Linked DNA regions of Homo sapiens: region 1 is linked to region 2. Evidence: chromatin contacts called from ENCODE Hi-C or POLR2A ChIA-PET data. All regions are on one chromosome and are shown on one strand. The core of a region is the stretch at or near the end of the contact, and the rest is flanking DNA. Distances in the headings are between cores, read along the strand shown.

Region 1 (5,747 bases), core at 1,583-4,082, 350 kb before region 2:
TACCCTGCCCAGGGGGCCACCGAATCTGCCCACTAGAAGGTACCTGGAGAGGGAAGAAGATAGGCCCAGGTCCCAGGGCTGGAGCCTGACTCCCAGGCCAGTGCTCCTACCACCCCAGCCCAGGGCCTCTTCTTCCTAAGCCCTCCGATGGCTCTGAGCCCACTCATCTCCACCCCCACCAGCATTCTCAGCCTCACGCTGAGTCCTATCCCAAGACTCAGGGTGTCTAGTTAAAGCTGGAAAGAAATCTGCTTGTATAAAGTCCCTGTTGACACCAGGAGCATTTGGTCCCTTTTCAAGCAAGTGCAGCTTACATGTCACACACGCAGTGGTTTACTGAGCACTTACTGAGTAATGCCAAGCACTGTCCTAGGCGTGCCACAAGTGGTGTGTCATTCAATCCTTCAAGGCTGGTGTCATTCCCATTTCACGGATGGGGAACTCAAGGTTCAGAGATGTTATTTCACTTGTTCAGCAGGTAAAAGAGTCAAGATCTGAACACGGGTCTCTCTGACTCCAGAACATGAGCCCCCTTCCTGTGCTATTGCTGTGCTAGTGCTCCCGGGCAGGGAGGGACAGGGGCCTCCCTCAGATCCCCATGCAGCTGAGAGAGCTGTTTGCCCCACGTTCAGAGTGGAGTGAGGGCCTGTAGTCCACAGGCTAGCAGGAAACAGAGTCGGGTTCTCCTTACAAGGAGAGAGAGAAGAGTGCCGGAAACTCGTGGGCCACTCCCCAATCCAGGCATCAACTCTTTCTTCCTTCAGCTCCTAAAGATCCGTTCTGGGGACCGGCCCTCCTACGTGGAGCTGACGTTCTCTCAGCACGTTCGCTGCGAATGCCGGTAGGTCTCCGGGGTCGGGTGGGTAGCAAGGAAAGGCCCCCGTCCTCTTGGCAGCCTCAGCAAAGATGGGTCCCAGGGCAGAGGCAAAGGCTGCCCATCCCCGCTGCGGGCTGAACTTTTTTCCAGACTGAGGGAGACCAAGAGGGCAGGACCAGGGGTGGCTACCATTCATTTTGTCCCCCCACCAGCCAGTTTTGCCAAGGGAGCTGGTCCCAGCAGCTGGGGTACAGCTGTTGAGATACTGCAAGGGAAGAGAGAGGGTGGGTCCCTCCCAGCCTCGCAGGGGTTCGGTGCGTGTCGTTCCCCTTCTCTGGGATGGGAGGCAGCTGCCACGGGCCTCTGAAAGAGGTGCCTGGAGGCAAAGACATTGCAAGTCTGAACTTCGTTCTGGGGCAAGCTGTGTGCCCACAGGAGCGGGCAAACGGGGCTGAGAAGCAGCAAGAAGGACAAGCTCGGGTAGGAGAAAAGGGGCAGAAGAAGAGTGACACTGTGGCTTCCTTGATGTTGCAGCACCCCTCTACGGCCCCTCCCAATCCACAGAGCCTCTGACCAGCACCAGTCTTGCTGCCTGTGCTGGGGGCACTTGGAACATTGGTTAGCAGGAGCAACAGGCCTGGCACTGCCAGCTAGGTTCAGGGAAGAGAGAAATGGGCTGAGCTGCTGCTCCTGGTACTACTGGGCCATGGATGAAGGCACCAGACTAGAAGTCCAGAGCCCTAGCCAGGGGCGGCAGGAGGGAAGACTACCACTTATTGTGTACCTATTCTGTGCCTAGCCCCGCAGGAGGCACTTGAATGTTTCTCATTTAGTCACATACATTTATTGAGCACCTACCACATGCCAGGCATTGTCCTGATGGGATGCAGTGGTGAGCAAGGTTCCTGCTCTCATAACAACCCTGGGAGGTAGGCCCTATTGTCATCCCCATTTTACAGATGAGAAAATCAAGGCTCAATACAGTTTCATGATTTATCACAGCTAGTGAGTGTGGGAGGAGGGATTCTGGGCCCTGACCTAACTCGTAAGCCTTCGTTTTTCAGGCTACCTTTCATGGCCATGACCACTTTTCTAATAGCCCCCAGGCTTAGCCTTGCCTCCTGGGCAGGGCTATGGCTGCCCCTTTTGTTGGAGTGTTGGAGACCCTGCCTCAACTTGTTTCCACCCATCCCTCCAAGCCAGAGCTTAGCCATATAACAAGAGCTCGGTAATGAACCCTCCTGGGTGCAATGCTGGGTGGTGACCCAGAGTCACCTTCTCCATCCCCTTTGCCCTGACAGCCACTCTTTTGGGGCAGGCAGATGAAGAGACTGAGGTTCCAAGAGTGTCTGTCACTTGCCCAATATGGAGAGGTACAACCAGACAGTCCCAAGAGGCCCTGGTACCTTGCCCTGGCTCCCAAGGGAGGAACCAGCTGAGGGTAGCATGTCCTGGCCCCAAAGCTGACTGCTACCATGCTGTCCCATGTCTCTACCCACTGTTCCCAGTGAAGACTGAGGCCCTATCCCCTGCCAGGGGCCAGGCAACAGGGACACCTTTCTTCTTGCTTCTGGGCCAACAGCCACAGCCCTGGGAGGCAGAGCCCAGACATGCCTGGTGACTTCAGGGCTGATGCTCCCTCCTTCCTCCCACCCCGTCGCTCACTCCCCATGTTGTTCCGGATGGAGTGGGGCTGTGCCCTGACAGGCAGCCAGTCCGCTGTCTGGCCATCATCTCCTGTCCCTGAGGAAATTCCCAGAATGCACCCTGGAAGGAACGGAAAAAAGCAGCAAAGAAAGTGAGAAAGAAAAAGCAACAGAGAACAGACAGAAACAACCAAATTTGATGCCAAGAGGCTGAGAAGTGCAGAAGCGGGTGGCAGGGGTCCCCAGGAGGTTGATTTGTCCCTCTCGTGGTGGGGTCACCAGAGCCTGGAGTGGGAGTGAAGCCTTGAGGCTCTGGCCACCTCTCCCTTGCCAACTCCATGCTACCCCCTAGTGGCCTCAGTGTCAGCTGCAGGACCAGGACTGGGGATGTCGGAGGGGACCTGTCCGGGCGGCAGGGAGCCCCACTTATTGCTTTCCTAACGTTCCTCTGCCCCTCTCTCTGTCTGTTTCCCTAGGCCTCTGCGGGAGAAGATGAAGCCGGAAAGGTAAGTGGTTTGGCTGGGGCTCGGGGCTATTCTCGGGCCTGCCAGCCTCTGTCCTAGCATGGGGTTCCCCAGCCACCTTGTCCTGACGCTTGGCTTATTGCAGGAGGAGACCCAAGGGCAGGGGGAAGAGGAGGAGAGAGAAGCAGAGACCCACAGACTGCCACCTGTGAGTGTGCGGGGTCCCAGGGATGGCGAGGAGGCTGGGCCCGAGGGGAGCCCCGCCTTGCCGCCAGGGTTAGGTTGGGGAGGGGGAGAGGCAGGACTGAGGCCAGTCTTGGGGGCAGAACAGGGAGCTGCACCTCCTCAAGACTCTAGGGCCCAGGAAGCATCAGTGGACCTTGGTTTTTGTCCCGGCTTAGCCCTAGGTTTCCATTGACCTTCAACAAATCATTTCACCTTTGTCAGCCTAGCTTTTCTCTGTGTAGAATGAGGGGCAGGAGGTCCAGCAAACATTCAGTCACTCTACAAACATTTACTGAGCACTTACTGTGTGTCAGGTACATCTGTGAGCAAACAAACAGGATTCCTGCACATTAGTGTTTACCTTTTAGTGATTAAAAGTCTGTCATCAGCTGAGACGTTATCTGGGGCCACTTCCTAGTAGCCCCGGGGAACATGTGCCCCTCGCCACTGTCTCCCAGGAGTATTTTTGCCTGTGGGTCCCCTTGCTGCTTCTAACCCACTTCGTACCTTGTGGGCAGCAGAATGGAGCCCCAGGCCTGAGTGTGGCTGGGAGAGAAGGATGAGAGGAGGGAAAACCCAAATCTGTGAGAGTAAATAGAAAAAATAAAATATTTCACGTGCACAGTCAATCAGTCACTGAAGAGAGGTGGCTCTCCTTCAGGGGCTAAGCCTCCCCCACGCACGTGACTCCAGGAAGTCATTTCGTGCTATGGAGTGGAGTTGACCCAAGCCCTGACCCCATGAGCCCCACTCCATGAAGACAGGGATCCTGGGGACTGCGCCCCCTAGGGGTTTATGCTCTCATCTCTTTTCTGGGCCCGCGCGGCAATTTGGGAAACAAGCTGGCAGGGAAGTCCATCCAGGCCCGAGTTACCCGCCGGCAGCCGGAGGCAGAAAGTGTCCCGTGGCTCCTGTTCCCAAGGCAGCAGTCTTCAGACATTTCACTCGGGAATCTCCTGAAAGAATTTCAAAAGTGGCCGGGCGCAGTGGCTAACACCTGTAATCCCAGCACTTTGGGAGGCCGAAGTGGGTAGATCACTTGAGGTCAGAAGTTCGAGGCCAGCCTGACCAACACGGTGAAACCACATCTCTACTAAAAATACAAAATTAGCTGGGCGTGTTGGTGCATGCCTGTAATCTCAGCTACTTGGGAGGCTGAGGCAGGAGAATCGCTTGAACCCGGGAGGCGGAGGTTGCAGTGAGCCGAGATCACGCCACTGCACTCCAGCCTGGGTGACAGAGCAAGACTCCGTCTCAAAAAAAAAAAAAAAAAGAATTCCAAAAGCCCATGTGCTCCCTTGCCCATTCTTAAGTTGACATTGAACATTTTCATCAGAATTATAAGTCAAGCCAGGCTCAGTACCTCATGCCTGTAATTCTAGCACTTTGGGAGGCCGAGGCGAGTGGATCGCTTGAGGCCAGGAGTTCAAGCCTAGCCGGGGCAACATGGTGAAACCTCGTCTCTACAAAAAAAATACAAAAACTAGCTGGACGTGGTGCCATGTGCCTATAGTCCCAACTACTCAGGAGGCTGAGGTGGAATGATCACCTGAGCCTGGGAGGTCAAGGCTGCAGTGAGCCGAGATAGATCCACTGCACCTCAGCCTGGGTGACAGAGTAAGAACCTGTCTCAAAAAAAAAAAAGTATAAGTCATTACAAAGGATATAATTTCTGGCATATTATTAATATTTTAATACAAAGCTATTGTAGAACACTCTCCAGGTGTATCCTATTAAATACGCCATTTTAATGTTATACTCACCATCATCCACTTTTAAGAAAATGAACAAGCAGGCCAGGCGCGGTGGCTCACACCTGTAATCCCAGCACTTTTGGAGGCCAAGGCGGGCGGATCGCAAGGTTAGGAGATCGAGACCATCCTGGCTAACATGGTGAAACCCCATCTGTACTAAAAATACAAAAAATTAGCCGGGTGTGGTGGTGGGTGCCTATAGTCCCAGCTACTCGGGAGGCTGAGGCAGGAGAATGGCATGAACCCGGGAGGCGGAACTTGCAGTGAGCCGAGATCACGCCACTGCACTCCAGCCTGGGACAGAGCAAGACTCCGTCTCAAAAAAAAAAAAAGAAAATTAACAAGCAAAAAAAAAAAAAATACAGGAACACTTCCTTTCATAATTATATATTTACATTGTTTCTTTTTTCCTGGAACTTGTATTTCCATTTCACTCCCCACCCCCAAGAATTTCAGCCTAGTGTAACAGTACTTTTAATTTTCAGAAGTCTTTTATTGATTACCTTGTCATATTTATCTGCCACAAAAAAATGATATATGAGTTTGAATTATTTTAAATTTCCTGTGAGCATAAACCTAAATTAAATTTTCTCCTGGAATAAATTATCAAAATAATTCTTAGTAGCACCATTTGGTCAAAACAGCACAAATACTTCCTATTTTAATAGATGTTCAACATAAAAATACAATCAATTTGATTGGGAATGCATCTCAATGAGATGGATGTGGCTACCTCGTTTCAATTAGTGAATGAATCCATTAATGAATGTTACTTCCTGCCAGACTGAGACAGGATTCTGCATTAATTTAATTCCTGTTTATCATTTTTTTATTGATGAGA
Region 2 (5,964 bases), core at 988-3,487:
AATGCAATTAACAGGGCGGTCCATGCTGAAGGGCTGGGGGCCAAGGTCTGACTCACACCTCCCCTTCCTCCCCTCCAGCCGCCAAACCCAAACGGTAGAGGCCCGCTTGGTCTGCCAGACAGCGTCTGCAGAGAGCAAGTGAGGGGCCAAGAACGGCATCTTTCTCTCATTAGGAGGTTTTATGCGAACACAACTGCTATTTTGGAGCTGGGCACTTGGCCGGCCCCTGAGCCCCAGTGCAGTTTCCAGCCGTCCTGAGCCATGGTCCTGGCACAGCTGTGTGGGAGCTGGGTGAGCCCCTGAGGCCCTGACTTCTCCCACAGCCTGGGGGCTCGGGTCCTCAGTCAGGGCCTGGGAGACACAGCCCCTGGGCAGAGCTTGAGAGTGGAGAGAGCGATTCTGAGGTGGATTCCGAGGGTGGATTCCGAGTGTGGGTGTGAGCCAGACAGGGATTCCCTGGGCTAGGGGATCTCTGACATCAGGGTCCCTCTCCTTCCTGTGGAAACCAAAAGTCAAGGTTGTGGAGAAACAGCTCAGGGCCACAGGTGGACCCCCCAGTAAGCAGATTCCAGGGACAAACTGAGGTCTCCAGGTGAGGGTCCCAAGTTGGATGCCCAGGGGTGTCTGAGGTAAATACTGTGGATGAGGTGCAAACTGTCCCGTCTGCGAAGGCCTCTAGCTGTGAAAGGGGACAGGGCCCCGGCCTGAGGAGGGGATCGGGTGGCTCAGTGGATAGGGTCTTAGCATCCCACTGGCACAGATTTTAGGGAAAATGGAGGTTTAACCTGGGAAGCAGCTGAGCTTCAGGAATGGGGGGCTGGGCCCAGAGTCTGGAGTTGAAGTTCTTCCCCCAGACCAGAGCGGGTGGCACTGGAAGCCACTGAGGAAGGGAGAGGCTAAAGGGGCCCACCCTGAAGTTGGTGCCTCCTCTATCTAACGGGTCATAGATGGAGGGCAAAGGTGTCTCTGGGGCCCAGGAGAGAGAGCCGATGACAAACGCCTTGCCCGGGGGGTAGGGTGGCAGTGGGGAGGGGCCTGGCTATATTTGACACCTAGAAAGCAGTCCCCACCCAGCACCATGGCCCTTGGTTGTTTATCTCTGTAACCAGGGCTTGATCCCTGGAGACGTGTTTGAGTCCCAGCTCTGTGTCCTGGGGCAAGTGACTGGGCCTTTTCTAGCCACAGGGCCTCGTCCATAAAATGGGCATAACAATCTATATAGAGTTGGTTTTGGGGATGAATGATATGAACGTGATAGCTCTTACTGTGCGCCAGGTACCATTCTAAGCGCTTCATATTGTTCATTTTTAATCCTCACAACAGCCCTATAAGCTAGATTGGATTTTTATCCTGAGGGCCTGAGTTGACATTGCCCTTTCCTGGGGAAAGGGTCATAGCCAAGAAGCTCAGAGGCCATCTGGCCTCTGGGGGAGTGGTTAGTTTTGTTGTTGTTTTAGGCTTTGCTGTGCTGGCCAGTGGAACTTCCTGTGATGATGGAAATGTTCTATATCTTGCTGTCCAGTGTGGTAGCCCTGAGCCACATGTGGGTATCGAGCACTTGAAATATGGCTTGTGAGACTGAAGGAACTGAATTTTAAATTTTATTTAATCTGAATCCATTTAAATTTAAATAACCACATACAGTTCGTGGCTACAGTGTGAGACTCTCTTGAACAGCACAGCTTTAGAGAGTACAAAGTACACCCACGTCCAGGTGCTCAGCTGACACTCACAACAGCTCTTTGAAGCAAGAATTATCAGCCCCATATCGTGGACGAGGCCACTGGCACACTGGTGGAGACATCTCAGCGAGATGACATGTGTCCAAGGTCATGCAGCTGAGATGTAGCAGAGCTGGGGTCAAACCAAACCAATCCTCCTGCCCCCGACCCCGTGTTCTTGCTACTACCCAGTAGCCAATGAGCAGGGGCTCTGAGCAGATGGTAGGAGCAGCCTGCATGGGGTGGTCGGGAGGGGCTGTTTCTAGAATCTCTCCCAGGCCTGCCCATTCTGAGTTTGGTCCCTTCCCAAAAGTAGGGGTTTTGTGTGGAAAATCTGAGCAAACCTCTGTTGACTGTTCTGGGGTGGAGTGAAGGGAGAAGGGGCTCAGCTAGGAACATGGGGAGATTAGGGGAACAATGCCTTTTATTTCTTGCTTTTAAAGCAATTTCAGGAGTTTTCTTCCTCTTTTGGCGTCCTGCTGACTCCACAGAGCGGAACACCCAAAGCTGGGACTTTCCACCTCTCTAATGCTCAGTGAAGAGCGGGCCAGGGGGGTGTGGAAAAGAAAGGGTCCTGGAGGAGCCCAAATTACGAATGGCTAGAGACTGGCATTGGCAAGCGAGGAGGCTTCGTCACAGTGTAGTCTTCCGGTTGTCCGAGGGTACTGTCCCAGGGGCTGGGGGGTATTCCGTCTTCTGCAGATCAACTCCCGCAGGCTAAATGTGGACATCGCGGTATCATGCTTGATAAACGGACCAATAATCAAGTGGAGATTCATTAGAACCACATAACCCATACTAGGTTGATTTCTCAAGTATAAGGCCTGGTCTGTTGCCCAGGCTGGAGTGCACTGACACCATCATGGTTCACTGCAGCCTCAAACTCCTGAGCCCAAGTGATCCCTCCCACCTCAGCCTCACAAGTAGCTAAGACTAGAGGTGTGCACCATCACACCCAGCTAATTTTTAAAGTTTTTTTTGTAGAGATGGGGTCCCACTCTACAAAATATATAAGTATAAGGCCTGGTCTGTTGCCCAGGCTGGGCAACCCTTGGACTAAGGCAATCCTCCAGCCTCAGCCTCCTAAAGTGCTGGGATTACAGGCGTGAGCCACCGCACCCACCTCTAGGATCTCTACTATTGAGGAAAAATTGGAGGCATCAAACTCCAAGGGCAAAACATGAAGACTCGCTGGCCCACCATGGATGGAGGTTTTCTCTCTTAAAATTCCCACAGCACCGCATGGAACTGCCTCTCCTGGGACCTCAGCGTTTCCTTCTTTGCTCTAAGCAATAGCCTCTGCCACTGGAGATTCTGAGATGGCCGATTTCCTTTTGGATATTTAAGTTTTGAAATCATGCTCATTTGGCATAGGAATGTTTCACTTCAGTCTCCTTTAAACAAAAGGACACACAACCACGATTGCCCCTCCCTCCCGAAGGGTCACTGGACTTCATGCATCAGTAATGTTTCCAAAAATATCTTAAGTACCAACATGCAGTGGCCAGCTTTTCATTTTTCCAAGTGAAGCCATCAGGAAAAAACAAAAAACAAAACTAATTACCACTTGTCATCACCTTTAATTAAAAAGAACATTTTAACTCCAAAAATGTAGAAAAGACATCATCTCAAAAGACACTCTTTAGATGGGAAAAATATAGCCTATGAAAAAGAAACAACCCAGGAAAGTGTTTCTTTTCCTGACTTTATGGCAGATGGGTAAAAACTGTCAGAACTGTCCCATTCATAGACAGGCACTGGAAGCCACCATCATGGACCATTTAGGGGTGACTTTTGGGGGAATGGAGAGAGAGGAGAGGAGTCTACATACTTCAATCCCATAATGCAAACACTCAGCTCAAAACACAATGCTTAATTTCCGTGAGGAAGCCAGGTAGTTCCAGGCATCTTGCCGAGACTTGTGAAAACAAGAGAGGATGCGAGTGAAGCCGGCGAGAGCTGGTTCTAAACCTCCAAAAACCTGAAACTTCTTGGAGGCTCTGCCTCAGCAGATTGGGCCTCTGCACAGCATCCTACATGGTTAATTCAGAAGGGTTACCTTCCTGAGGGGATTTTTCCCACCAACACGTCTGGCTGGTTTGGAAGCCTTTTAGAACTTGATTTACTAGGCTATTATATACTAAATGCCATTTCCACAGTTCCCCCTAACCACTCATTTCCCATGAGCTGTTTGTTCATTGTACCAACCAAAGTTTGCCAGCCCTAACCCTCACTGAAGACCTAATTCCCTGCTTGGAAAATGGTTTCTAGGAATGTGGGAACCCCCACTGGCCAGGGCTTCTCCCTCTGCAGGGCCCAGTCTTGTTCACCTTTCTGGCCTCGGCACCCAGTCTGATCAAGATAAGGTGCTCACTACATGTTTTCGGAATGTATTATTAGCAAGCAAGGCAGAACCAGAGCTAAGTGAGTCGTGGTGTGCCGTAGGGGCTTGGCTCACAGGGTTTGGGGTCTTGGATTTCTAGACAGTGAAAGATCTTATTTTATATATATATTTAATTTCAATAGCTTTTGGAGTACAAATGGTTTTTGGTTACATGGATAAATTGTTTAGTGGTGAAGTCTAAGATTTTAGTGCACCCATCACCGGAGTAGTGTACATTTTACCCAATATGTAGTTTTTTTTCCGCAACCCTTCCCACTCTTTCCCTTCTGAGTCTCTAAAGTCCATTGTATCACTCTGTATGCCTTTTCATACCCATAGCTTAGCTAGCTTAGCTCCCACTTGTAAGTGATGACATGTATTTGGTTTTCCATTCCTGAGCTACTTCACTTAGAATAATGGCCTCCAGCTCCATCCAAGTTGCTGCAAAAAGACATTATTTCATTCTTTTCTATGACTGAGTAATATTCCATGGTGTATATATATATCACATTTTCTTTTTCTTTTCTTTTTCTTTTTTTGAGGCAGAGTCTCACTGTCGCCCATGCTGGAGTGCAGTAGCACGATCTCGGCTCACTCCTGGGTTTAAGTGATTCTCCTGCCTCAGCCTCCCGAGTAGCTGGGATTACAGGCACCTGCCACCACACCTGGTTAATTTTTTGTATTTTTAGTAGAGATGGGGTTCACCACATTTTCTTTATCCACTCATTGGTTGATGGGCATTAAGTTGGTTCCATATCTTTGCAATCATGAATTGTGCTGCAGTAGACATACACGTGCGGGTGTCTTTTTGATAGAATGACTTCTTTGCCTTTACTCAGTAGTGGGATTGCTGGATTGAATGGTTGACCTACTTTTGGTTCTTTGAGAAATCTCCATACTGTTTTCCATAGGGGTGGTACTAATTTACATTCCCACCAGCAGTGTATAAGTGTTCCCTTTTCACCATGTCTGTGCCAACATCAATTGTTTTGTGACTTTTTAGTAATGGCCATTCTGGCTGGGATAAGGTGGTATCTCATTGTGGTTTTAATTTGCATTTCCCTGATGACGAGTGATGTTGAACATTTTTTCATATATTTGTTGTATGAAGGATCTTATTGTTAATGTGAAGGATGGGCTGTTCTCAGGGCTCAGGAGGGGAAGGATGGAAGCTAGACTGTTTTCCAAAGGCCATCCTCGGGGCAAGGACCACACACTCAGAGGTGGAAGCTGCATGACCTTCCTCTCACCCACGCCGGGCTTTGGGTCTCTGTGGCAGAGAGGTGTGGGTCCATGTGGGAGATCACTCAGGCCTTCCCATTCTATTCCCTCCCTAAAAAAACCCCAAGGCCGAGACCTGCCCTGGGCACATCTGCTTCCTCCATGTTCACTAGCACTGGCGTGGCTGCTGGGCTGGCCCCAGCTGACCATGTTTCCAGTGGTGGTGGTGACAGGGGCCTGGCAGGTGGTCAGGTGGGGACTAAGTATGCTTGGGCAGATGGAGGGGTGGCCAGGCCAAAATCCTGCCGTGGTGGCAGTTTGTGTTTGGGGAAGTGCTCTGGGTTACAATTCTCTGACATGGTTTTACCTAGAGGCCTGGAGCCTGCCAGGAAGAGGTGCCTGGGCATGAAGAAAAATGCTCTGGCCTCAGAGCCCAACTTGTGGTTGGAATGCTATTAAAACCTGTTATTTCCCATGCTCTCTGCTGATAGACTGGTCTTGAGTGCCCTTGGTGCACAATGTCCAATTTATTCATCCTTTGTGTCTCTGGTCAGCATCACCTCCTCCAAGAAGCCTTCCCTGACTTTCCCTACTCCCTGCCTCAGCCTGGGTTAGAGGGTCCAGCTGACATAGCACTTG

Evidence for each region. Hi-C counts contacts between places; a loop is a spot of excess contacts on that map. ChIA-PET counts read pairs that join two places held with the same protein, here RNA polymerase II (POLR2A). Pooled maps may share reads with other maps.
Region 1: a loop to region 2 is called in a pooled map, with 2.8 times the contacts of the local background. The contact joins two enhancer-like sites. A Hi-C loop is called at or near these places in 7 of 50 pooled maps. POLR2A ChIA-PET finds 5 or more read pairs at or near these places in 4 of 52 experiments (H1, MCF 10A, OCI-LY7 and 1 more).

The regions. Positions count from the first base shown.
Region 1 is chr14:74,943,601-74,949,347 of GRCh38, reverse strand. It overlaps PGF (placental growth factor), which reads left to right. Exons shown (of 7, transcript NM_002632.6): 4 at 765-841; 5 at 2,940-2,969; 6 at 3,073-3,135. LOC107984690 (a long non-coding RNA gene) reads right to left here. Exons shown (of 3, transcript XR_001750826.3): 1 at 4,916-5,747; 2 at 349-4,108; 3 at 1-43. Among named protein-coding and RNA genes, the nearest start is that of PGF, 9.1 kb to the left of the region's middle. RefSeq lists a silencer at 2,840-2,889. Within about 2 kb of position 2,832, at least 10 of the 41 ENCODE cell types and tissues checked have a DNase peak (open chromatin) inside an H3K27ac peak, as active enhancers do.
Region 2 is chr14:74,589,269-74,595,232 of GRCh38, reverse strand. All of the region lies in intron 2 of LTBP2 (latent transforming growth factor beta binding protein 2), which reads left to right. Among named protein-coding and RNA genes, the nearest start is that of LTBP2, 20 kb to the left of the region's middle. Within about 2 kb of position 2,237, at least 8 of the 41 ENCODE cell types and tissues checked have a DNase peak (open chromatin) inside an H3K27ac peak, as active enhancers do.